Regions from separate parts of the Homo sapiens genome. Here all the other regions are linked to region 3. The links are chromatin loops, found by intact Hi-C in ENCODE. Cell type or tissue: heart right ventricle. All regions are shown on one strand.

The links. Hi-C counts contacts between places; a loop is a spot of excess contacts. Peaks named below come from ENCODE experiments on the same cell type or tissue, not always from the same donor. Only the 100,000 strongest peaks of a DNase experiment are listed, where the experiment ranks them.
Region 1: it touches region 3 in a loop (2.3-fold over the local background); 8 of 110 quality-filtered maps call a loop at or near these places.
Region 2: it touches region 3 in a loop (7-fold over the local background); 56 of 110 quality-filtered maps call a loop at or near these places.

What each region holds. Positions count from the first base shown.
Region 1 is chr10:38,029,898-38,037,897 of GRCh38, forward strand. All of the region lies in intron 4 of ZNF33A (zinc finger protein 33A), which reads left to right. Among named protein-coding and RNA genes, the nearest start is that of ZNF33A, 23 kb to the left of the region's middle. In heart right ventricle, no CTCF peak of the experiment used is centred here; a DNase peak (open chromatin) is centred at 3,112; H3K27ac peaks cover 1,540 bases.
Region 2 is chr10:38,007,287-38,015,286 of GRCh38, forward strand. ZNF33A (zinc finger protein 33A) reads left to right here and starts at 3,389. Exons shown (of 5, transcript NM_006954.2): 1 at 3,389-3,497; 2 at 5,012-5,064. The coding sequence starts at 5,056. RefSeq lists an enhancer at 3,912-4,091. In heart right ventricle, a CTCF peak has its summit at 3,634; DNase peaks (open chromatin) are centred at 3,345 and 3,755; H3K4me3 peaks cover 2,010 bases; H3K27ac peaks cover 2,861 bases.
Region 3 is chr10:38,090,295-38,098,294 of GRCh38, forward strand. It overlaps ZNF37A (zinc finger protein 37A), which reads left to right and starts at 4,043. Exons shown (of 8, transcript NM_001324250.3): 1 at 4,043-4,196; 2 at 4,637-4,930; 3 at 5,244-5,335; 4 at 5,450-5,510; 5 at 6,280-6,338. The coding sequence starts at 6,324. It also overlaps the pseudogene FXYD6P2. RefSeq lists an enhancer at 3,997-4,186. In heart right ventricle, no CTCF peak of the experiment used is centred here; DNase peaks (open chromatin) are centred at 3,987 and 5,099; H3K4me3 peaks cover 2,031 bases; H3K27ac peaks cover 2,046 bases.

The sequences.
Region 1 (8,000 bases), 60 kb before region 3:
AATGTGAGAGAACAGAAAGGGAAAGAAAAATTTTTTGAAGAATTACAGAAACACCCACAATTTGTTGAAGAACACTAATATATTCATCCAAGAAGCTCAACAAACTCATATGAGGATAAATGCAAAGAGACTTATACCCAGACACGTTATACTGAAAGATGTTTTTATCATGCTCTTATTTGACCTGCCTTATAAAAGTGATAATACAAGTGCTGGTGAGGACTTACAGGAACTGAAATGTTCATATGTTTTTGATGGCATGTAAAATGCTACAGTCATTCTAGAAAATAGTTTGTCAGTTCCATTTAAAACTAAAAACAAACTTAGCATGTCAATCACTAGTTGCACTGTTAGACATTTATCCTTGAGAAATAAAAACTTATGTTCCATCAAAAAAATTTCATAGCAGTTTTATGGGTAATAGCCCAAACCTGAATAATCCAGATGTTCTTGAATGGATAATGTGTGGTGTGTCCATACCATGAAGTGTTACCCAGCATTAAAATGGAATGAATGGCCAATACATGTAACATTATGGATGAATCTCAAGAGATTAAGCTGAGTTTTAAAAAACCCAATCTCAAAAATTTACATATTTGTTCTGGTCCACCCCATAGTGTTGGGGTGAACCCTCCTACCCCCAATGTTTGGTTTGGATATCAAAACTGGTAATGATATTAAGAGTGTAAAAAGGAGTTTATTAGTTATAGAGACAGGTTTCTAGGGAGACTAGAGAAGGCTCCTAAGGAGATCTAAATGTGGGTTGAGAAAGAAGGGAGAAGAATGGCTGCTTGTCAGTAGGAATTTGGGGTGGGGTAAGCGCACACAAAAGGGATGGAGTTTGTGTGGTTTGAGTTTCCTACTGGCATTGAGGGAGTGACCACCTAGGCTTTATTATTGGCTTGCCCAAATGTAGGGTAAGAGGGGAGATGGGTGGGATTTGAAATCTATTAGCAGCCAATTACCACAAATGCAGTTAGGCTGTTTATCATAATACCTCATGATTTTATTTGGATAACACTTTTGAAATGACAACATAGAGATGGAGAACTGATTCGTGGTTGCCAGTGTTAGGAAGGCAGAGAGGGTGGGAGATGGCTGTAGTTACCATGTGTGGCATCCTTGTGATGGGACTGTTCTGTATCACCAATGTTGTGATTTTCACAAAAATCTATACCTGTGGCAAAATTTATAGAACTAAATATACACAACTAATGCATGTGAAACTTGTGAAATCTGAATAAGGTTGATTGAATAAATCAATGTCAGTTCTTGGCTGATATTGAACTATAGTTCTGCAAATTGTTACCATGGAGAAAACTGGGTGAGGGGTACATAGAATCTTCTCATTATTTCTTCCAGCTGCATGTCAGTTTAAGAATTGTCTCCAGGCTGGGTGTGGTGGCATATGCCTGTAATCTCAGCATTTTGGGAGGCCAAGGTGGGTGGATCACTTGAGCTCAGGAGTTTGAGACCAACCTGGGCAACATGGTGAAAACCCATCTCTACAAAAAGTAAAGACATTAGCCAGGTGTGGTGGTGCGTGCCTGCAGTCCCAGCTACTTGGGAGGCTGAGGTAGGAGGATCGCTTGAGCCCAGGAGGTCAAGGCTGCAGTAAGCTGTGATGGCACCATTCGACTCCAGCCTGGGTGACAGAGTGAGACCTTGCCTCAAAAAAAAAAAAGAAAAGAAAAAAAAAAAAAGAATTGTCTCCAAATAAAAAGTTTTGTAAATTACCTGCCAACTATAAATAATTCAGCTTCTTAATCTTTAATAAAGGTAATAGGCCGGGTGCGGTAGCTCACGCCTATAACCCCAGCACTTTGGGAGGCTGAGGCGGGCAGATCATGAGGTCAGGAGATGGAGACCATCCGGGCCAACATGGTGAAACCCCATCTCTACTAAAATACAAAAAATTAGCCAGGCGTGATGGTGCACTCCTGTAGTCCCAGCTACTCGGGAGGCTGAGGCAGGAGAATTGCTTGAACCCGGGAGGCGGAGGTTGCACTGAGCTGAGATGGCGCCACTGCACTCCAGCCTGGCAACACAGCAAGATTCCATCTTACAAAATAAAATAAAATAAAATAAAGGTAATGGACAAAAACATATTGTATACTATTTGTTGAAAAATCACAGCACACTTTCTATATGAGAGATGCTGGATCTCTTGTATCGCCAGTTTTACTGAATCTCATAGAGGATCTACTGTCCATTACACAGACAATAAAAAAAAATAAAACAAGGGTTGGGAAGTCAAATTGTCATTTTGTGTGCAGACAATTTGATTATCTGTACAAGCAAAAGTAAATGTTACACAGAAGTGATTCAAATTACTAAAAAAAGTTAGTTTAGTGAGGTGGTTGGCTGTAAGAACAATACATAATATCAGTTGTGTGTTATTTATACACCACGAAACAGGTATATAAGAAACAATTTTCTTGAGAATTATATGAGATATAATTCACATACTGTACTCTTCACCAATTTTACGTGTATAAATCAATCATTGTTAGTGTATTTGCAGGATTGTGCAACATTCCTGACAATTTTTTTTACTTTTTTTGAGATGGAGTCTTGCTCTGTTGCCCACGCTGGAGTGCAGTGGCAAGGTCTTGGCTCACTGCAACCTCTGCCTCCCGGGTTCAAGCCAGTTCTCCTGCCTCAGCCTCCTGAGTAGCTGGGATTACACAGCCTCCTGAATAGTTGGGATTACAGGTGCATGCCACCACACCCAGCTGTTTTTACATTTTCACCATGTTGGCCAGGCTGGTCTCAAACTCCTGACCTCAGGTTATCTGGCACCTCAGCCTCCCAAAGTGCTGAGATTACAGGTGTGAACCACCGCACCTTGCCGACAGTTGTTTTTTTGAGACAGAATCTTACTCTGTCGCTCAGGCTGGAGTACAGTGGCGCGATCTTGGCTCACTGCAACTTCACCTCCCAGGTTCAAGCGATTCTCCTGCCTCAGCCTCCCGAGTAGCTGGGATTGCAGGTGTGTACCACTATGCCCAGCTAATTTTTTGTATTTTTAGTAGAGATGGGGTTTCACCATGTTGGCCAGGCTGGTCTGAAGCTCCTGACCTCAAGTGATGTGCCTGCATAGGCCTCCCAAAGTGCTGGGATTATAGGCGTGAGGCACTGCGTCCGGCTGACAGTGTTTCTTAGAACGTTGTCATCATCCCTGAAACAAAGCAAATATCCGTTAGCAGTTACTTTCTCTTTCCCATTTCCTGTAGCCCTTGGCAACCAAAATTGAATTTTCTGCTGTGTGGAGTTGCCTAATCTGGATGTTTCATAAAAATGGAACTGTGTGTGACCTTTTCTGCCTGGCTTCTTTTTCTTAGCATAACATATTCAAGGTTCATCCATGTTGTAGCATGTATCAATATTTCACTTGTTTTTTATGGCCATATAACATGGTGTATAGATATACTACATTTTATGTATCCATTTGTCAGTGGATGGACGTTTGGTTTTAGTTCTACTTCTTGACTATTATGAATAATTCTGCTGTAATTGTTCACGTATAAGTTTTCACATGGACATGTATTTTCAGTCATTTCAGATATATACCTAGAAGTAGAATGCTGGTTATATGGTGACTCTGTGTTTAACTTTCTTGGGAACTGCCTGATTGTTGCTCATAGCAGCCACAATACTTTACAATCCTGCCAGCAATGCATGAATTTTCCAGTTTCTCTAGTTTGCAACATTTTTTATTAATATTAATATGTATTATACCAATCCAGTAGTTGTAAAGAGGTATCTCATTGTGGTTTTTTGCATTTCCCAATGGCTAGTGATGTTGAACATCTTTTTTTTTTTTTCTTTTTGAGATGGAGTCTCGCTCTGTTTGCCCAGGCTGGAGTGCGGTGGTGGGATCTTGGCTCACTGCAACCTCTGTCTCCTGGGTTCAAGCAGTTCTGTGCCTCAGCCTCCCGAGTAGCTGGGATTACAGGTGCCCACCACCATGCCAGGCTAATTTTTGTATTTTTGGTAGAGACGGGGTTTCATCATCTTGGCCAGGCTGGACTTGAACTCCTGATCTCATGATCCACCCACCTCGGCCTCCCAAAGTGCTGGGATTACAGGCGTGAGCTGCTGCTCCCGGCCTGATGTTGAACATCTTTTTATGCACTTGTTGGCTATTTATGTATCTCCTTTGTCAATTTAAAACATTCACTTTATTTCATGACTTATAGAAAAATTGGGGAGATAGTAGAGAGAATTGCCATTTACCCAGTTTCTGCTGTCGTTAACATATTAAGATGGTATGTTTGCAACAGCTGTTGAACCAACATTGGTACATGATTATTGACTAAAGTCCATATTTTTATTTAGCACCTGCTGATTTTTACCTAATGTCCTTCTTTGTTCCAGGATCCCTTCCAGGGCACCATATTACATTTAGTTGTCATGTCTCTTTAGGCTCCTCTTGGCTATGGTGGTTTCCCAGACTTTCCTTGTTTTGGATGACCTTGACAGTTGAGGAGTCCTGGTGAGGTATATATAAATTCCATTTATTGGGATGTGTCTGATGTTTTTCTCAAGATAAGACTGGGATTATAGGTTTTGGGGGAAAAAGCCCACAGTGGTAAAGTACCTTTTTTGTCACATTATATCAAGCATGCATACTGTCACCATGTTTTATGACTTTTGATGTTGGCCTGAAATGTCTTGGCAAACAGAGTTTGTCCACTATAAAGTTACATCTTTTTCCTATTTTCCATATTGTACACATTGGAACAATGTTACTCTGCACAACTCACACATAAGAAGTGGAGATATATGAATTTTGTTGCTGTTGTTTTTTAGAGCACTTTCTTTCTGTCACTACAAGATGGTCCAGGCTCATCTTGTATATTTTCTTTCTAAAATCAGCCATCATTTCTTCAGGTAATCCTGGTTCCTTTTATTTGAAAATGGTATTAGAAACCAAGATAGGGGCTAATGGTGTGCTTGCAGCAGTAGGGCGTGGCCATCTCAGCTGACAGAACAGGGAAATACACGTGTATAAACCATGTAATATACTTATAAATAGTTCTACATGTAACCATCTGTATCTCTCTTAAGCTAAACATGTGTTTATACTTATATTCTTCAACTCTTCACTACCACATGGATCATTCTAGCTTTCTTCCCTTGCTTCCCTGCAAATTACCATACCCAACAGTAAGAAATCTGGCTCTAACCATCCATCATCCATTTACTTTCTTTTTTTTTTTTTTTTTTTTTTTTGAGATGGAGTCTCCCTCTGTCACCCAGGTTGGAGGGCAGTGGTGTGATCTCAGCTCACGGCAACCTCCGCCTCCTGGGTTCAAGTATTTCTCCTGCTTCAGCTTCTCAAGTAGCCGGGACTACAGGTGCATACCACAATGCCCAGCCAATTTTTGTGTTTTTAGAAGAGATGGGGTTTTGCCATGTTGGACAGGCTGGTCTCGAACTCCTGATCTTAGGTGATCCACCTGCCCCGGCCTCCCAAAGTGCTGGGATTAAAGTTGTGAGCCACTGTGCCTGGCTTTCCATTTACTTTCATTATTCTTTCCCTGTATACATACATGTATGGCACTGTCAGAATTGTTAATTATGCCTATGTGGAAAATAATTTTATAATTTTATCAACTAAAATACAGTACTTACGTGCAGATTTTCCTTTAGTCTCACAGACTTCTCTTTCCAAAGTAATTAAGGTCAGGACTTCCTCCTGTATTGAAAGGGGTCCTTCATTGATACTATTTTTTACATTTGTAATGCAATTAGATGTTTTGGTGCAGGATGCCTTTATTCCTGGCTCCTCCTGAACTCATGACTTCGGTGCAATGGGTAATTCCTTGAAATACACAAACTACCAAGAGTTACACAGAAGAAATAAACCATTCAAATGGACCAATATCAGTTAAAGAAATTGAATCCATAAAGCTTTCATAAAAGAAAAGAAAAGAAGAAAGAAAGAAAATAAATTATCAGACTTTTTTGGTTTCATTGGTGATTTCTGTGCAACATTTAAGGAAGAAATATATAAGTTCTCTACAGTGTCTTTCAGAAAAGAGATGCAAAGGGAACCTTCTTAACACTTTTGTAAAAGGCTGTTTTTTCTCTAATCTTAAAAGCATATGAAGACCTTGCAAAGAAGAAAAACCACACACTAATATCCCTCATAAATATAGATGCAAAAATCCAAATAGAATGCAACATTGTATGAAAATAATTGGATGCTGTGACCACTCAAGGCTGGTCAGAGTTTGGAAATCAATTAATGTGGCCGGGTACGTTGGCTTATGCTTGTAATCCTAGCACTTTGGGATGCTGACGCAGATGGATTACCTGATGTCAGGAGTTTGAGACCAGCCTGGCCAACGTGGTAAAACCCTGTCTACTAAAAATACTAAATAAGCTGGGCGTGGTGGAATGCGCCTGTAATCCCAGCTCCTCTGAAGGCTGAGGCAGGAGAATCGCTTAGAACCTGGAACGCAGAGGTTGCAGTGAGCTGAGATTGCACCATTGCACTTCAGCCTGGGTGATAGAGCAAGATTCTGTCTCAAAAAAAAAATAAAAATAAAAAATCTGTAACCCGCCACATCAACAGCCTGCAGAAGAAAACCATATCATGTCAATTGATGGACAAGAAGCATTTGATAAAATCCAACACCCATTCATGATAAAACCGAGCAAACTAGGAATAGAGAGGAACTTCCTCAACTTGGTAAAAAAAAAATCTACAAGAAACCTACTGCTAAGAGCATACTTAGTGGTGAAACACTGGATACTTTCTCCCTAAGATAAGGAAACAAGATGTCCTGTCTCTTCACTCTTACTCAACATCTCATTGGAAATGGTAGGTAATGCCATAAGACAACAAAATAAGAGGCATACAGATGGGAAAGGAAGAAATAAAACTTTCTTCGTACAGGCATGATTGCCTAAGGAGAAAATTCTAGAGAACTCCCAAAACTATTAAGTCTTTGTAGCAAAGTTGGAGGATAGAAGCTTAATATAGAAAAATCAGTTCCTTTTTTCATTATGTAGTTGTGTTATTTGTCCTTTTATTGTTGAGATGTAAGAGTTTTTTCCATATTCTGTTTAGCAGTCCCTAATTACATACATTATTAGCCAATATTTTTCTCCCATTTGTGGGTTGTCATTTTATTGTCTTTGTTCTTGGTAGCAAAAGAGTTTTTCATTCCATGAAGTCTAATTTGTTTTTTCTTTTGTTGCTTGTATTTTTGGTACTTTATCTAAGAGGGCTTTATCTATCCCCAGGGCATGAAGATCCACTCCTGTATTTTCTTTAAGTAATGGCTTTTAAATGTAGACCTGTGATCCATTTTCAATTAGTTTTTGTATATGGTGTGAGGAAAGGAATAATTTTGATTGTTTTGCATACAAATATTCAGTTGTCTCAGCATCATTTCTTGAAAAGGTAATTTTTCTTTTTTCTTTTTTTTTTTGAGAGGAAGTCTCTGACGCCCAGCCTGGTGGGCAGTGGCACGATCTTGGCTCACTGCAACCTCTGCCCCCTGGGTTCACGCAAGTCTCCTGCCTCAGCCTCCTGAGTAGCTGGGATTACAGGCATGCGCCACCATGCTTGGCTAATGTCTTTGTATTTTTAGTAGAGATGGAGTTTCGTCATATTGGCCAGGCTGGTCTTGAACTCCTGACCTTGTGATCTGCCTGCCTCAGCCTCCCAAAGTGCTAGGATTACAGGTGTGAACTACTGTGCCCAGCCGAAAAGGTGATTTTTCAACATTAAATTGTGTTGGCATCATTGTTGAAAATTAACTGAACATAATATATAGTAGTGTTTATTTGTGAACTCTCAATTTTATTTCATATGTTTTCCTCTATGCCAGTATCATACCATCTTGATTATTGTAATTTTGTAGCAAATTTTCAAATTGAGAAGTGTATGTCTTCTAACTTTCTACTTCTTTTTTAAGATTGTTTTGATTATATTCAGTTCCCTAAATTTCCACATGAAATTTTAGACCAGCTTGTTAGTT
Region 2 (8,000 bases), 83 kb before region 3:
TGCAGTGAGCCAAGATCATGCCATTGCACTCCAGCCTGGGCAACAAGAGTGAAACTCTGTCTCAAAAAAAAAAAAAAAAAAAAAAAGAATAGCTGTGATGGTAAACTTGACTTGGTCACAGGGTGTCCAGATTAAACATTACTTATGGGTGCATCTGTGAGGGTGTTTACAGATTAGATTAGCATTTGAATCAGTGGACTCAGTAAAGCAGATTGCCCTCCTTATGTGTATGGACATGATTCAATCCACTGAGGGTCTGGATAGAACACAAGGCAGAGGAAGGAGGAATTCACCCATATTTTCTGCCTCATTGTTGAGTTGGGACATTTCATCTCATCCTCTCCTGTCCTTAGACTGGGATTTACACCATTGGCTTCCCTGGTTCTCAGGCCTCTGGACTCATACCAGAATTACACCACCAGCATTCCTGGATCTCTAGCTTGCAAATGACAGACTGTGGGACTTCTTAGCCTCCATAATCATGTGAACCAATTTCTCACCACCAATGTCTCTTTCTGCCTTACTCCCTCCTATTGGTTCTGTTTCTCTTGAGAATCATGACTAATACACTGGGAATAAACATTTCCCCAAGCCCATACCATAGGTGTATATTAGTGTTTTTTTCAATCTTTTCAAATCTTAAATTTAAAAATATTTTATTTATTTATAATTTCCCCCAGTTGGAAACAACTAGCATATCCCTGGACTGGGGAATGGATAAGGAAACTGGTAAATCCGTACCAAGAAATAGGAGTCAGCAATGTCAGAGATGATAAATTCTTCTTCAAAAAGCTTAAGTTCCCTGTTCTTTGTTGCTTAAGACCAACTTCCTTGTACTTCCTTGTCTCCTAGCTACCTGTTCTGTAAACAACCTTCCTGCCTTTGCTGTGCACAGACAAGTCCAGATATGACTTCCCACCTTTGCCGTGCCCAGACAAGTCCAGATATGCCTTCCCACCTAGTAATGGACAGTCCTCCTTCCTTCCCGCCTAATAGACCCTATTCAATTTTAAACCTTAGCCAATAGAGTTAGCTTAGACTGTGAGGTCCAACCCCAGCCAATGGGGAAGGGACACAGAAGTGCTAGGAACTGTATCAGGGATAAAATCCCCTGCCCTACCCCTCTCAGTGTACTCTTGTGATCGTGACTGGCACAAGCTGCACCCTTCTGCAGAAGTAAATTTGCCTTGCTGAGGAATTTTCTGCCTACGCGCTGGTTTTCTCTGTGGCACCGGGCACTTGTTTCTAACAGCAGGAAAAGCAAACAGAGGTATTGGTACACAAAACAACACAGAAGGATCTCAATTGCATTGTGTTAAGAGATACCAGATTCAACAACTACATACTGTGTGATTCCATTTATATAATATCCTAAAAAAGGCAAACATATAGGCCCAAAGAATAGATAGCGGTTGCAAGAGGCTAAGAGTGGTGAGAGAATCTGACTTTAAAAAGGTAGCATGGAGGAATTTTATTGACAGAGATGAAACAATTTTGTGTCTTGCTTGTAGTGGTGGTTACACAAATCTATGCATTGTCAAAACTCATAAAATTATGCATCAAATAAAGAACTTTTCAGTATATAAAGCATAAATTAAAAAATGTAAATTTCAATAAATGTTTCACGTATTTTTACTCAAATATTTGCATTTCTTTCTTTTTTTTTTTTTTTGAGACGCAGTGTCGCTCTGTCACCAGGTTGGAGTGCAGTAGCGCAATCTTGGCTCACTGCAACCTCCCCATCCTGGGTTCAAACGATTCTCCTGCCTCAGCCTCCTGAGTAGCTGAGACTACAGGTGTGCACCACAACGCCCCACCTAATTTTTGTATTTTTAGTACAGAAGGGGTTTCACCATGTTGGGCAGGATAGTCTCGATCTCTTGACCTCATGATCTACCCGCCTCAGCCTCCCAAAATGCTGGGATTACAGGCGTGAGCCACCACGCCTGGCCATATTTGCATTACTTTCAATTCTCATAATGGACTTAAAAAGTTTTGCTGGAATGGAGTTGCTTATTTTTCTCTATTATAAAATGTGACTGATATTAAATTTATAGTTTCTGTCTTTGGCATCACATCCCTTGTTGTTTTTTTTGAGACAAGGTCTCACTTTGTCACCCATGCTGGAGTGCAGTGGTGCCATGATGGCTTACTGCAGCCCGGGGCTCAAGTGATCCTCCAACCTCAGCCTCCTGAGTAGCTGGGATCACAGGTGCCTGCCTACATGCCAGGCTAATTGTTATTTTTAGTTTTTTGTAGAGATGGGGGTCCCACTATAGTGCCCAGGCTGGTCTTGAACTCCAAGGATCAAGTGGTCCTCCTGCCTCCGCCTCCCAAAGTGCTGGGGTTACAGGTGTGGGCCACTGTGCCTGGTCCACTTGTCAATTTTCAAAAATTTTTACTCTTTTAGTGGTTTAAATGTTTAAGTATTGTATACATGTGAGATTTTATCATGTGTGATCTATGTATATCTCTACATTCCAAATTGCTCGGAATGACATGCTCTTTGGAATACTCCATTCTTTCCCTCACTGTTTTGAAATGCTGTATCTACTACACATTAAAGAATACTCTTAAGCTGTCTTATTTCCATGGAGCAGGTGCCAAACTACTTTGAATAGAGCAATATTATATAGATAGATGTAGATAGATACAGATATTCCTTAGGCATTTTTTTCCTGCTTTTTAAAATGTATACTGGCTGTTCATTTGGGTTTTTACTTATTCTAGATAAAGTTGAGAATGCTTTTGTGAAGTACAGAATACACTAAAGATCAAAGAGAAAAAATACATAACAAAAATTTGTTGATATTCTTTTAGGAATTTTGTCTTCCTAAGAAAGGTACAGATAGACTAAAAGTATTTCCATTTAGTCAAGCAATTTTAATGTCACAGAGGAAATCATACGTGACATTTATTTTCTTCTTTCAGATTATGTCTAGTTCCTTACTGAGCTACAATTTCCGTTTATTGCTTTAACCATTTTGATGAAGTAGCTTTCCGGCCGCACCTTCCCCTTTTTTCCCCCGCTCCCAAAGAACCGCTGATAGCATGAAAGTCTTTTAAACTGTATGGACGAGATCTATTTCCTAACATTTAAACGGAAAATGACACGCAGCGGTCCTTTCCTTGAGCGTCTGCGTCTAAACTGCCCACAGACCTCCCCCGCAGTATATCCCTTTGGAGTGCCCCGGGGAAAGCCAGGGCTGCAGGCAGTTCCAGCACCAACTCAGACCGCATCTGCCCACTGCCTAGCGGGGCACTTCTCTACCAATCCGAAGGGCTGCTCGCCCGGCCTCACGGGAAAGGTAGTTTCCAGGTAGGGCGCCAACAGCATCAAGCTGTGCGCGTGGGCTCTGCGCATGCCTCGTCCGCCGGCTACGTCTGCGTTTCCGCCTTTCCTTTTGTTTTTCTCAGGTTTTGCGTGGGAGGCGGTCCCGGGATTTCAAGGGTCTACGCGCTTTTCTATGGCGAATGCAACCCGACGAGGGAGTGGGGTAAGCCCCAGTGGGTTGGGCAGGGAGAGAGAGGGAGCCCCGCGCGACTCCTGGGGCGGGCGGCAGGGGGCCGGTACCAAGTGGTGGGGAGGAGGCCCGGGGACCTCATAGGGGAAGGCGGGGACGGCGGGGCTGCAGCGTGTGGGCCACGACGCTAGGCCGGTTCCTCAAAGGCGCGGCCTCTGTACGGAGCAGGGTACGCAGCGTGTGTCGCCCCATTTGTGGGGGCCGCGGAGGAGGGCATGTGCGCTTGCGCAGTCCGCGCGCTGAGCCTTGCGGGAGGGGCAGTTCTCTTGTCTAGCCTGTGCGCGTGTGCTAGGGCGCCGCGGTACGTGGGCGGGGAAAGGCGGGTGCAGTCGCCCGCCAGACCGGCAGACTCGGTTGCACGTATTGCATTCATCCTCTTTAGGTTCCGAACTGACCTCCAGTCAGGTCCATCACTGCATCTTGGTATTTGCTGTTCCTCTGTCCTGACTTGATCTTGCACTCAGGAAAGATCTTCAAGAATTACCTAATTTTGGCCTGGCGCGGTGGCTCTCGCCTGTAATCCCAGCACTTTGGGAGGCCGAGGCGGGTGGATCACCTGAGGTCAGAAATTCGAGACCAGCCTGACCAACATGGTGAAACCCCGTCTCTACTAAAAATACGAAAAGTAGCCGGGCGTGGTGGCGCATGCCTGTAATCCCAGCTACTGAGGCGGAAAATTGCTTGAACCCGGGAGGCGGAGGTTACAGGTAGCCAAGATCGCACTATTGCACTCCAGACTGGGCAACAAGAGCGAAACTCCGTCTCAAAAAAAAACAAAAACAAAGAATTACCTAATTTTGCCTCATTTGTTAGAAGAAAAAGATTTTTTTTGTTTTTTTGTTTGTTAAGGTCACTGACTTGTTCAGGATCACAGTTAGTAGGGAAGACTAAGTCACATCTCCTGACCCCTAAGCCAGTACTGTCTACTTTTCCACACACATCAAAGCAAGTTTAAAATATCCCTTTGAGAAATAGCAACAAAGTTAGATGAAGAAATTAAAACTGATTTTTTCTTTGAAGCACTGCCGCTTATGGCTTTCTGTGGAGTCACTCACCAGAGGTTAAGTAACATTACTGGGAAAATAGATAGCTTAGTCCTATTTTTTACAATGGTTTTAGTGTTAATGTTCCTTCATTAAATATATTGTTAACTTGTTTGGCCAATATTGTCATTATACTTTTTTTTGTGAACACCGAGGGAGATTGAAATCCTTAGGAAGCAAATATTTACTTTCACCCGGTAAAAAATCTTGTGCCCAAGAGCTACATAATTATGTTGGAGTTATTCTTTCACCATTTCTACCGCCTATTCCGAAGTGTTCTTCCACCATTTCTACCCCCTATTCCAAAGTGTCAGAGGACATTGATACTCTCCCAGAGGAAGCATTTTACCTAGTGGGTGTGTATGGCTTCTTAGGGCGGAAGAATCCAGGAGTTGCCAGGCAGGCCAAATCTTTCATGACCCCATTCCTCTTTTTCTAACTCAGCTGTATCTTCAGAGTTGTCTCCGTCTTTCCAAGAACAGAACAAAATGAACAAGGTAAGTTGTTTATTAATTCCCTACTTTATTTTGCAGTGGACTTTGTGAGATTTGTAAGAGTCGATATGGTGTTTGTTTTTTTTTTTTTTTTTTTTTTGTGAGACGGAGTCTCACTCTGTCACCCAGGCTGGAGTACAATGTCCCCATCTCGGTTCACTGCAACCTCTGCCTCCCGGGTTCAAGCAATTCTCCTGCCTCAGCCCCCCGAGTAGCTGGGACTGCAGGCGCATGCTGCCACGCCTGGCTAATTTTTTGCGTTTTAATAGAGACAGGGTTTCACCGTGTTGCCTAGGCTGGTCGCAAACTCCTGAGCTCAGTCAATCCGCCCGCCTTGGTCTCCCAAAGTGCTGGGATTACAAGCGTGAGGCACCGTGTCTGGCCAAGAGTCAATATGTTAAGATGAGAAGTTAGTAATAGATAAAAATTGAACTTCCCAGAAAATATAAAGTAACAGATCAATAGCAGGGCCAAGTTAGAGTCAATAAGTTGAGCTTCGTATGTTTCTTACGTTTCCAACAACCATGGCAGAAAGGAAGACACTGGATACAGACAGACTGACTCCTCTGAAGGCACAAAGACTTCCTGGCAGATACCTTTTTTGGTCATAACATAGGGACCCATAGTGAATAAGCTTCCAGTGATAACCCTGAAATGAGTGCAGCCTATTGAGTCAAACTGCTTTTTTAATTTTTATTTCACACAGGTTCCAGTTTTCTTTTGGATGTAGTGTTTGATCAGTAAATTAAAATGTATTTTAATTTTAATTTTTTTATTTTTTTGAGACGGAATCTTGCTCTCTTGCCATTCTGGAGTACAGTGGCGCGATCTTGGCTCACTGAAACTTCTGCCTCCCGGGTTCAAGCGATTCTCTTGCCTCAGCCTCCCGAGTAGCTGGGACTACAGGCATGCGCCACCACACCTGGCTAATTTTTGTATTTTTAGTAGAGACGGGGTTTTACCGTGTTGGCCAGGATGGTCTTGATATCTTGACCTCGTGATCTGCTCTCCTCAGCCTCCCAAAGTGCTGGGATTACAGGCGTGAGCCACTGCACCCAGCCGGTAAATTAAAATGTATTTTATTATTATTATTTTTTTTGATACAGAGTCTTGCTCTGTCACCAGGCTGTAGCACAGTGGTGTGATCTTGGCTCACTGCAACCTCCGACTCCCTGGTTCAAGTGATTCTCCTGCCTCGACTCCTTGGTTAAAGTGATTCTCCTGCCTCAACCTCCCGAGTAGCTGGGATTATAGGCACGCACCACCATACCCAGCTAATTTTTGTATTTTTAGTAGAGACGGGGTTTCACCATGTTGGCCAGGCTGGTCTCAGTCTCCTGACCTCGTGATCCCCCACCTTGGCCTCCCAAAGTGCTAGGATTGTGTATTTTAATTTTTAATGAATCTTATTTCTACATGTGTAGCAGATAGATACACAACCCCCTAAATTTTAAATATAGAACTTAATGAATTATTACAAATCCGTGGCACAAATAATGAATACACAGGTCAAAACAAACATTGCCAGCACTCCTGAAGCTGCCGTCTTGTCCCCCTCACAATCCTGACACCTCCCTGCTCATTCATTCATTTACATATAAGCCACAGTATCTGGCTTCAGTGGCAGAGTTGAATAGTTGTGACAGGAACATTTTGGCCTGCAAAGCCCCAAATTTAATGATGTCTGATTTTTTTTTTTTTTTTTTTTTTTTTTTTGGAGAGAGTCTCACTGTCACCCAGGCTAGGGTGCAGTGTGCGATCTTGGCTCACTGCAGCCTCTGCCTTCAGGGCCCAAGGGATTCTCCTGGCTAAGTCTCCCAAGTAGCTGAAATTACAGGCACGCGCCATCACACCTGGCTAATTTTGTATTTTAGTAGAGACAGGGTTTTACTTGGCCAGGCTGGTCTCAAACTCCTGGCCTCAAGTGATCCGCCTGCCTTGGCCTCCCAAAGCACTGGGATTACAGGTGTGAGCCACCGTGCCTGGCCAAATATTTAATGTCTGATTTTTTACAGAAGAAGTTTACCAATCCCTAGATTAGTTTATTACGTTTATTTGTTGCTGGTGTGTACTAGTCTAGATGACTTTTCCTACTTCAAGGTTATGAAGATACTCTTGTTACCTTTTAAAATATTTCTTGTTTTGGCATTCACATTTACATCTCTTTCATTGGAATGAGTGTCTACTTCTGTATGAGGTAGATGTCAGATTCCTTTTTTCATGTGGTTAATGTAGAATTATTTTTGAAAACACCATCCTTTCCCCACTGTTTTACATTGTGATATTTGTCATCAATTATGTGTACATATATGTCTGTGTGTTTTTTGGGCTATGTTCTGTTGGTTGGTTGTGCCAGTACCACACTTGGTGAAACATCTTAGCGTCTAGTAGCTGGTTTAACACATTTTTTCTTCAGCAAGATCCTGGCTCTTCCTAGTTCCTTGCATTTCCATACAAATATTGTTAGTATTAATAAAATAACTTGCTGAGACTTTCTTTGGGGTTGAATTGAACCTATATATAAATTTGGGAAGAATTACTTACCTTTTTTTTTGAGACAGAGTCGCCCAGGCTGGAGTGCAGTGGTACGATCTCAGCTTATGCAACCTCCACCTCCCGGGTTCAAGTGATTCTCCTGCCTCAGCCTCCCGAGGAATTGGAATTACAGGCACCTGCCACCACACCTGGCTAATGTTTTTGTATTTTTAGTAGAGACACGGTTTTGCCATGTTGGCCAGGCTGGTCTTGAACTCCTGACCTCAAGTGAGCCACCTGCCTTGACCTCCCAAAGTACTAGGATTATAGATGTGAGCCACTGTGCCTGGCCTCCAATTCCATTCTTGATTATTTTCTTTCCCCAGTTTTCTGACAACCTTCTGATTTTCTCTTGATGGCTTTGAACACCACTATATTATAAATGTCTTTGTAGTCCTTGTTTC
Region 3 (8,000 bases):
GTTGATTTCCACAGGCACATGGAGGACAGGAATGGTGGGATCCGGTTTGAGCTCCCAGTCTCATTATGACTTTTGACCTCTTCCTGTACCCTCTGCAGCAGTGCAGCATGGAGCCTACTGGGTCTCTAACCTACTTAACTCACCTCTGTGACCACTGAGGATGCGGGAGTTGTCTCTGCTGACCAAGGGGACATGGGCAGAGAAGCAAAGGCCCCTTACTCTCCCTCTGTCCATTCCAGTGTGCTGGCCGCAACAGAATGGGAATCCTTCAGTCATCACCTGCTGGAGACTCAGCTTCAGGGATGGGAGCCTGTGTCCAGAAAAACTGGGCTATAGATTGAAGTCTCAGAAGCAGGAAGGTTGGAGATGGGTGGGGCACCAGAGCCCCTGTGGTTATTGCTGATAAGATATGCAGGGGCTACATTCCCCAAGTGTAGATTATTAGTCCTGGGCCCAGGCTGGGCACGGTGGCTGACACCTGTAATCCCAGAATTTTGGGAGGCCTAGGCAGGTGGATTGCTTGAGGCCAGGGAAAACCCCATCTCTACTAAAAATACAAAAATTAGCTGGGCATGGTGGTGCGTGCCTATAGTCCCAGCTACTCGGGAGGCCCAGGCATGAGAATCCCTTGAACCCATGTTGCCATGAGCTGAGATCGTGCCACTGCATTCCGGCTTGGGTGACACAGTGGGACTCTGTCTGAATAAAGAAAAAGAAAAAAAGCAGCAGCCCTGGGCCTGGAATCCCTGGGTGCTATGTGAAAGGCAGGGCAGATGGGGCTCCCTGGGGCTTCCCCAGGGAGAAAAATAACCATGGAAGGGTATAGTAGCCTCCTGAAGGTAATGCCGGGCTCACAAACTCCTTGCTTTGCTTTGTATCTCCAATTGCTGATCTTCAGAACAGACGGGTTGGAGTGGGATAAGGAAGTGAGGTTCTTGTAAAAGAAGTGAAGAGACTCCATGAAGAAAGATGAGGAAAGTGGTGCAAACCTTCCCAGGTCCCAAGACAGCTGGAGACTCCTGCCCATGCTCTAAAGGGAAGGAGCTAGACTCTCCAGGGAAAAAAGCAGACTCCCAGGAGTGAGAGGTGATGGGGGGCAGAGAGGAGCAGACGGCCACATGGCTCAGCCCCTGCCCAGGAAAGTGAGTCCACAGTTCACTAACTATAATCACCATGAACAAGTAGCCATGAACACTATAGTCAGCAAACACACACACAGACACATAACACGAGTTGGAGGAGCCTGCAGGCTGCAGTGGTGAGGCAAGAGATTAGTTGGATCATCAGGTGGAGGAATGGTGTTAGAGGGGACAGGGAAGGGCATGGCAGGACAAAAAAGTTCTTGGCTTCTCTTCTGGAAAGATTTGTTGCTGAAGTGGCTGTTTTCTTAAGCATCAATATTTGCATCTAAAAGTTCAAGCAGCTGCCTTCAGGTTCCGGAGGCTTCCCACTGGAGGGCTGCACTTCATTCAGCTCTCTGCTTTCTGGAGTTTTGCTGCATTTGCAGTGATGAGGTTCTCCACCTGGGCTTCCTCCTCCCCTGGGGTCCCGGGCTTCTGATTGAAACTCCACTTGCATCTGCAACCTAGGATAAGGAAGATCCCAACGGAGAAGAGGACCACAGCACATACCAACCCCTGAATCCTCAGGGTCTGTTAGTCATAATGAAAATGGTCAATTTCCTTCTCCTACTCAGCTGCACTGGCCATGACAATGAGGGCCAACAGGCTGCATAGGAATATCAGCACCACCTCCATGGTGCCTGCACAGCCAGTCCCCTTCCTGAGATGATCCCAGGAGGATGTGTCGAGTCCCAAGGAGCCTAAGAGTGGCATGTCCCTAGTTTTCAATCTCTTTAGGGATAGGATTATGCAAATTGAAAGAAGAGCAAACAATGTTACTGAAATAATCCATGGCATAATGGAACCTGAATGCATTAAAGAAATAATGGAGGGCAGGAGAGGTGGCTCACATCTGTAATCTCAGCACTTTGGCAGGCTGAGGCGGATGGATCAATTGAGGTCAGGAGTTTGAGACCAGCCTGGTCAATATGGTGAAACCTAGTCTCTACTAAAAACAGGAAAAATTAGCTGGGCGTGGTGGCATGTGCCTGTAATCCCAGCTACTGGGGAGGCTGAGGCAGGAGAATCACTTGAATCTGGGAGGCGGAGGTTGCAGTGACCCGAGGTCTTGGCACTGCACTGCAGCCCAGGTGACAGAATGAGATCCAGTCTAAAAAAAAAAAAAAAAAGAAATAATGGAATATTCACAAGTGTCAAGACTGTTTCTTAAAATGCAAAAGCATTAGGCTGGGTGCAGTGGCTCATGCCTGTAATCCCAGCACTTTGGGAGGCCGAAGCGGGCGGATCACGAGGTCAGGAGTTCGAGACCAGCCTGGCCAACACAGTGAAACCCGATCTCTACTAAAATTACAAAAATTAGCCGGGTGTGGTGGCACAAGCCTGTAGTCCCAGCTACTTGGGACGCTGAGGCAGGAGAGTCGCTTGAACCCAGGAGGCGGAGGTTGCGGTGAGCCGAGATCATGTCACTGCACTCCAGCCTGGGTTACAGAGCCAGACTCCATCTCAAAAAAAAAAAAAAAAAAAAAAAACATTATGAGCAGGAAAATAAATTGTGTCTCGAAGTGATAATCATTGTTGTACTTACCATGACTGTCTTCTGAAATGCATCTCAACCCTTGAATAATTTGATTCTTTTACATGGATGGTACTAAATGCTTTTCCAGCATGGGAACAAGTGGGATTATCATCAGTGGTGGTAAAGAAGGGAATAGAAATGGAGAAAAATGCTTCTTTTTTGGTCAGTGGACATTTATTTTTTATTTTTATTTTAACTTAAACTTCAATAGCTTTTGGAGTACAAGTGGTTTTTGGTTATGGATGAATTATAAAGTGGTGGATTCTGAGATTTTAGTGCACCTGTCACCTGAGTAGTGTACACTGTACCTAATGTATAGTTTTTTTTTTTTCATTTTTGAGATGGAGTTTTGCTCTTGTTGCCCAAGCTGAAGTGCAATGGCGCGATTTCAGCTCACTACAACCTCCACCTCTCGAGTTCAAGGGATTCCCCTGCCTCAGCCTCCCAAATAGCTGGGACTGCAGGTGTGTGCCACCACGCCCAGCTAATTTTGTAGTTTTAGTGGAGACGGGGTTTCACCGTGTTACCTAGGCTGGTCTTGAACTCCTGACTTCGTGATCCACCCGCCTCCGCCTCCCAAAGTGCTGAGACTACAGGCGTGAGCCACCGCGCCTGGCCATGTGTAGTTTTTTTAACCTCCGGCCTCCTTCCTACCAGCCCCTTCTGAGTCTCTAAAGTCCATTATATCACTCTGTATGCCTCTGCGTACTCATAGCTTAGCTCCCACTTATAAGTGAGAACCTACGGTTTTTGGTTTTCCACTCCTGTATTACCTCTGCCTGTGAACTTTAAAAAGTTATCGTGATCAAGAGATCCTGCATACTCCTGAAGAATGGAAAATGCATGTTTGCCATGCAAGATGGTATTACGTGGTTTAACAAATAAAATTTGAAGAGCAATTCCGAGTTATCTTTACGACAGCTTACAGGCTGGTAATGCTCATGTCCAGCGTGTTTTCTCACGGTTAGCGTCCAATGGACCAGAAAGGAGCAAGTGAAGCTCTCCACACTGGCGCAAGTGTAGGTGGTGCTGCGGCAGCGTCGCGGGGCCACAGGAACCGACCTCGTCTGGAGAAATTCCACTCGTGAATTCTGCCAAATGAGGAAGTGTTGAGGACGGCCAAATCATCAGGGGGATGTAATTCATGAGAAAGCTGTGTAATTTAAATACTCATAATTTATTTCAGCTAACGAATAAAACTGCAGTACTGCACTTGCCGCATCTGGGAACTAACTGCCCAATGCGGCTGAAACCTCATGCCCTTTCAAAAGGAGTGGCGCGAGGGCTTGTGGGAAATGTAGTCTGCACTTTCTAAGGGAGCGGCGCGAGGGCTTGTGGGAAATGAAGCGTGCACTTTCTAAGGGAGCGGCGCGAGGACTTGTGGGAGATGTAGTGTGCACTTTTCGGCCCCCGTCGCGGGAGCCGCTTCGGGCCTTCTGGGCATGTCTGCCATATGGCTCCAGGTTTGTTTTTCTCCCCGGCACTCTGACGGGGAGGGCTCCCGGCATCTCCTGGCGTCCGGGTAGAGGACGCGGAGGGTGAGTAAGGGAGGGCAGGGGCGAGGGTGGACTGGGGGTTCCGCGCGGCCTGGGGGTGGGAGAGAGGGAACGCCTTTGCCGCCTGGCCTGGGTCCGAATCCTGCCTCGGTTCTTGTGCTCCCAAAGGGAATGCGCAAGTCCCGCGCCTGTGACAAGTGAGGTTGGATTTTCTCTTCCCTGAGGTGAAGGATGCCCGGAGGCCTCCGCAGGACGGCGCAGAAACGGGCCTTCTGCCCAATAGATGCGCGCTTCTCTCATTCTTTCCCCTCAGAATCTCGCTGTCCTCACAACCACCTGTGGTCGGCGTCGCCGCGGTGTCACTGCGATGCCGAGGCGAATGGGGTGGGGGGAAGCGCCCGCGGGGCGGGGAGGGACCCTGCAGGCGCGGACTCCACACCCAGCCTCTGGCCAGCGTCACTCGGCTTGCTGTGTCCTCGCAGGTCGCAGCTTCATTGCCTGATGTCTTCGGGAAGTATTTTGAAGTCATCGTGGCTGTGGATTGGGGAATTTCTTGTTTCCACTGACCTGTGAGGCCGCGCACGCGGAGGGAGGCACCCCAGGCCCTCCGGCACTGTCCAGCCTCGCCTGTGTCCCCATTAGCACCAGTGGGCATTTTCAGAGGGTCCAGCTCATGGCTCAAGTGACAGGAAGATGTAGGAGCTTTCTGTCTTGAATGAGGATTCGAACCAAAGGGCTTAGGCCCAGCTGTCTTGGAGCAAAGCAGCTGTTGTGGGGTAAGAAGGGAAGGGTGGGGGGCGAGGGCCCAGGGGCCCTCCTAGGAGGACACCCAACCCGTTGGGCTGACACCTCACTAGAGATCTAGAGCACGGGTGGGAGGAGCAGAGGCTCGATTTGTGTCCTTTCCAGACCCCCACAGGCTGGGAGCTTTGTGCCCATTCAGATGTGGGGGCAGAAGAGGGCAAGGCCGAAGGAGCAGACAGCACCGCTTCTTGGGGAGTTGTGAAGGCATCATGCGGAGGGAAGAGCTTAGCAGCCAAGTGGAGGACAGCACCCTCCATGCCTGGATTCGTTACTCGCTCGTTCTAGATGCTGAGCTGCTGGCGCACTGCAGCACAACTAGAGATGTACGGATGCCCCCATCTTGATCTTACAGAATCAGAGGTACAGCCGCGAGAAAGGTCTGTAAGTTATCTATTTACGCTTTATTTAAAAGATGGGATGGGGTGGGGTGGACAGGAAACGAGCTTAACGTGTTAAGTTACTGATGACATTGACACATTTTGTTGTGGCAGAGTCAAGAACAGACAGAGTCGCTTGAGGACTCAGGAGGGTGTTTGCTGCGTTGACAACAGAGTAAGTAAAAATCAGTTTGCTTTTTTAAATCCAAAGATTGTTTTGAGAACCTCAAATCAAGTTAGAGCAAGTTCGTTTTCCTTCCAAAAAAACTGGGCTGGGCTGGGCACGGTGGTTCACGCCAGTAATCCCAGCACTTTGGGAGGCTGAGGGGGGTGGATCAAGAGGTCAGGAGTTCGAGACCAGCCTGGCCAACATGGTGAAACCCCGTCTCTACTAAAAATGCAAAAAATTAGCCGGGTGTGGTGGTGCGCACCTGTAGTCCCAGCGACTTGGGAGGCTGAGGCAGGAGGTTGCGGTGAGTCGAGATCATGCCATCGCACTCCAGCCTGGGCAACAAACAGGGCAGGACTCTGTCTCAAAAAAGCAAACAAACAAACAAAAAAAACTGGGCTGAAAAATACCACATCGCTTTTTTCAAAACCTTGTTGGGATTCTCTGGTTTGTAATAAAGATTAAAACCTGAGTATTTTTGTTTAGCATCAGTTTTAATGAAAGTATTATGTTCCACTCTTTGGCTTTTCCTAACTTGCTTAATTAGTTTAATATATCGGTTTGCATACTCTGTTAGAGTACAGCATAAATTGTTTTTAAGTCAGTAGAAAACAAACGTTTTTACATTTGAAAACTAATGAGTCCAAGCAGTACATAATCATGCCAGAGTCATGCATGGGCGTGTGAGTATCTCCCTTTCAGAGATGTTTTGCCGGCTGCGAAGTGGACCTTTTAAGGCAAGTGACATCACTCATGATCTTTTCTTATTTCTCAGCTACACCCTCACAGTTTGCTCTGCTCTTCCAACACCAGTGGAAGATGATCACATCCCAGGTAAGTTGTTTATTTTTTCACCGTTTTGCTTAAAAGTAATTATTGAGGTTTAAAAAATGTCTATACATTCATATGAAAGTAGAAATAACATCAGGGAAAATATAGAGGAGAGGTCACATTACATTTCATGGGTCAAATGCAGCCTGCCGCATGTTTTTTTATGGTCCACAAACGAAGGATGGTTTTTATATTTTTAGGTGGCTGAGGGAAAAAAAACAAGAATTATATGAAATTCAGATTTCATTATATATAAAGTTTTATTGGGACTCAGCTATACTCATGTATTTATGTGTTGTCTGTTGGTACTTTCATACTATGAGGGCAGAGTTGACTGGTTGCAGCAGAGACTGTAATGGCCCACAAGCCTAAAATATTTACTGTGAGACCCTTTACAGAAAATGTTTGCTGATTTCTGATAAAGAGTTGATGAAGAGTAAAACAAAAATGTCATGTAAGTGAATGCAGATCTTGTGATCTCACAGAGTTGTGAAACTGGAACATAAAACAGTTTGTCAATGGGCTTTATTAGGTGACACTGTGAAACTTCTGATGACAATCTTGCAGTTACATGAAAAAGTAGTACAACGAAGTGAATAATTCATGTGCAGTCCAGGGGAAAACTTAAGCGATATCAAGAGAAAGTATGTGATTAAAAAATTCAAATAGGCCGGGCTAGGTGGCTCATGCCTATAATCCCAACACTTTGGGAGGGCGAGGTGGGTGGATCATGAGGTCAGGAGTCCGAGACCAGCCTGACCAACATGGTGAAACCCCGTCTCTACTAAAAATACAAAAATTAGCTTGGCATGTTGGCGTGCACCTGTAATCCCAGCTAGTCAGGAGGCTGAGGCAGGAGAATCGCTTGAACCCAGGAGGCGGAGGGTGCAGTGAGCCGAGATTGAGATTGCACCACTGCACTCCAGCCTGGGTGACAGAGTGAGACTCTGTCTCAAAAAAAAAAAAAAAAAAAAAAAAAAAAAAATCACATGAATTGTGTAGCATTAGGACTTATGGTTGTTTAAAGAAACAGTCCTGGTAGGCTAGGGTGATCATGGGTTGTTAGGATGTGGCAGGCTTTGTGACAGCCCTAGAGACTGGGCAGAACTGGAATATTTGCAATAACTTTCAAGAGATTCTACCTAAAAAAAAAATTATGGTAAAATACACATCACATGAAATTCACAATTAAGCCATTTTAAAGTATAGAATTCAATGACTTTAGTACGTTCACAATGTTGTACCACCATAACCACCATTTATTTCTGGAATATTTTCATCACACCAAAAGGAAACATAGTACCCTTAATAAGCAGTGTTGTAACTTAATAAGCAGTTGCTCCCTTTTTCCCCTCTGCTCCAGCCCCTAGCAACCAATAATCTCCTGTCTTTATAGATATGCCTGTTTTAGATATGGCATACAAATGGAATCATACAATTTGTAGCCTTTTGTGTCTGATCTCTCACTTAGAATAATGTTTTCAAGACCCATTTATGTTGTAGTTGTATATCAGTACTTTGTCCCTTTTTATGACTGAACAATATTCTATTATATGGATATACCAACTTTTGTTTATCCATTCATCTGTTGATGGACATTGGGGGTCATCCTGTGTTTCGCTATCGTGAATAGTGCTCCTATGAGCATTCATGTACAAATATTTG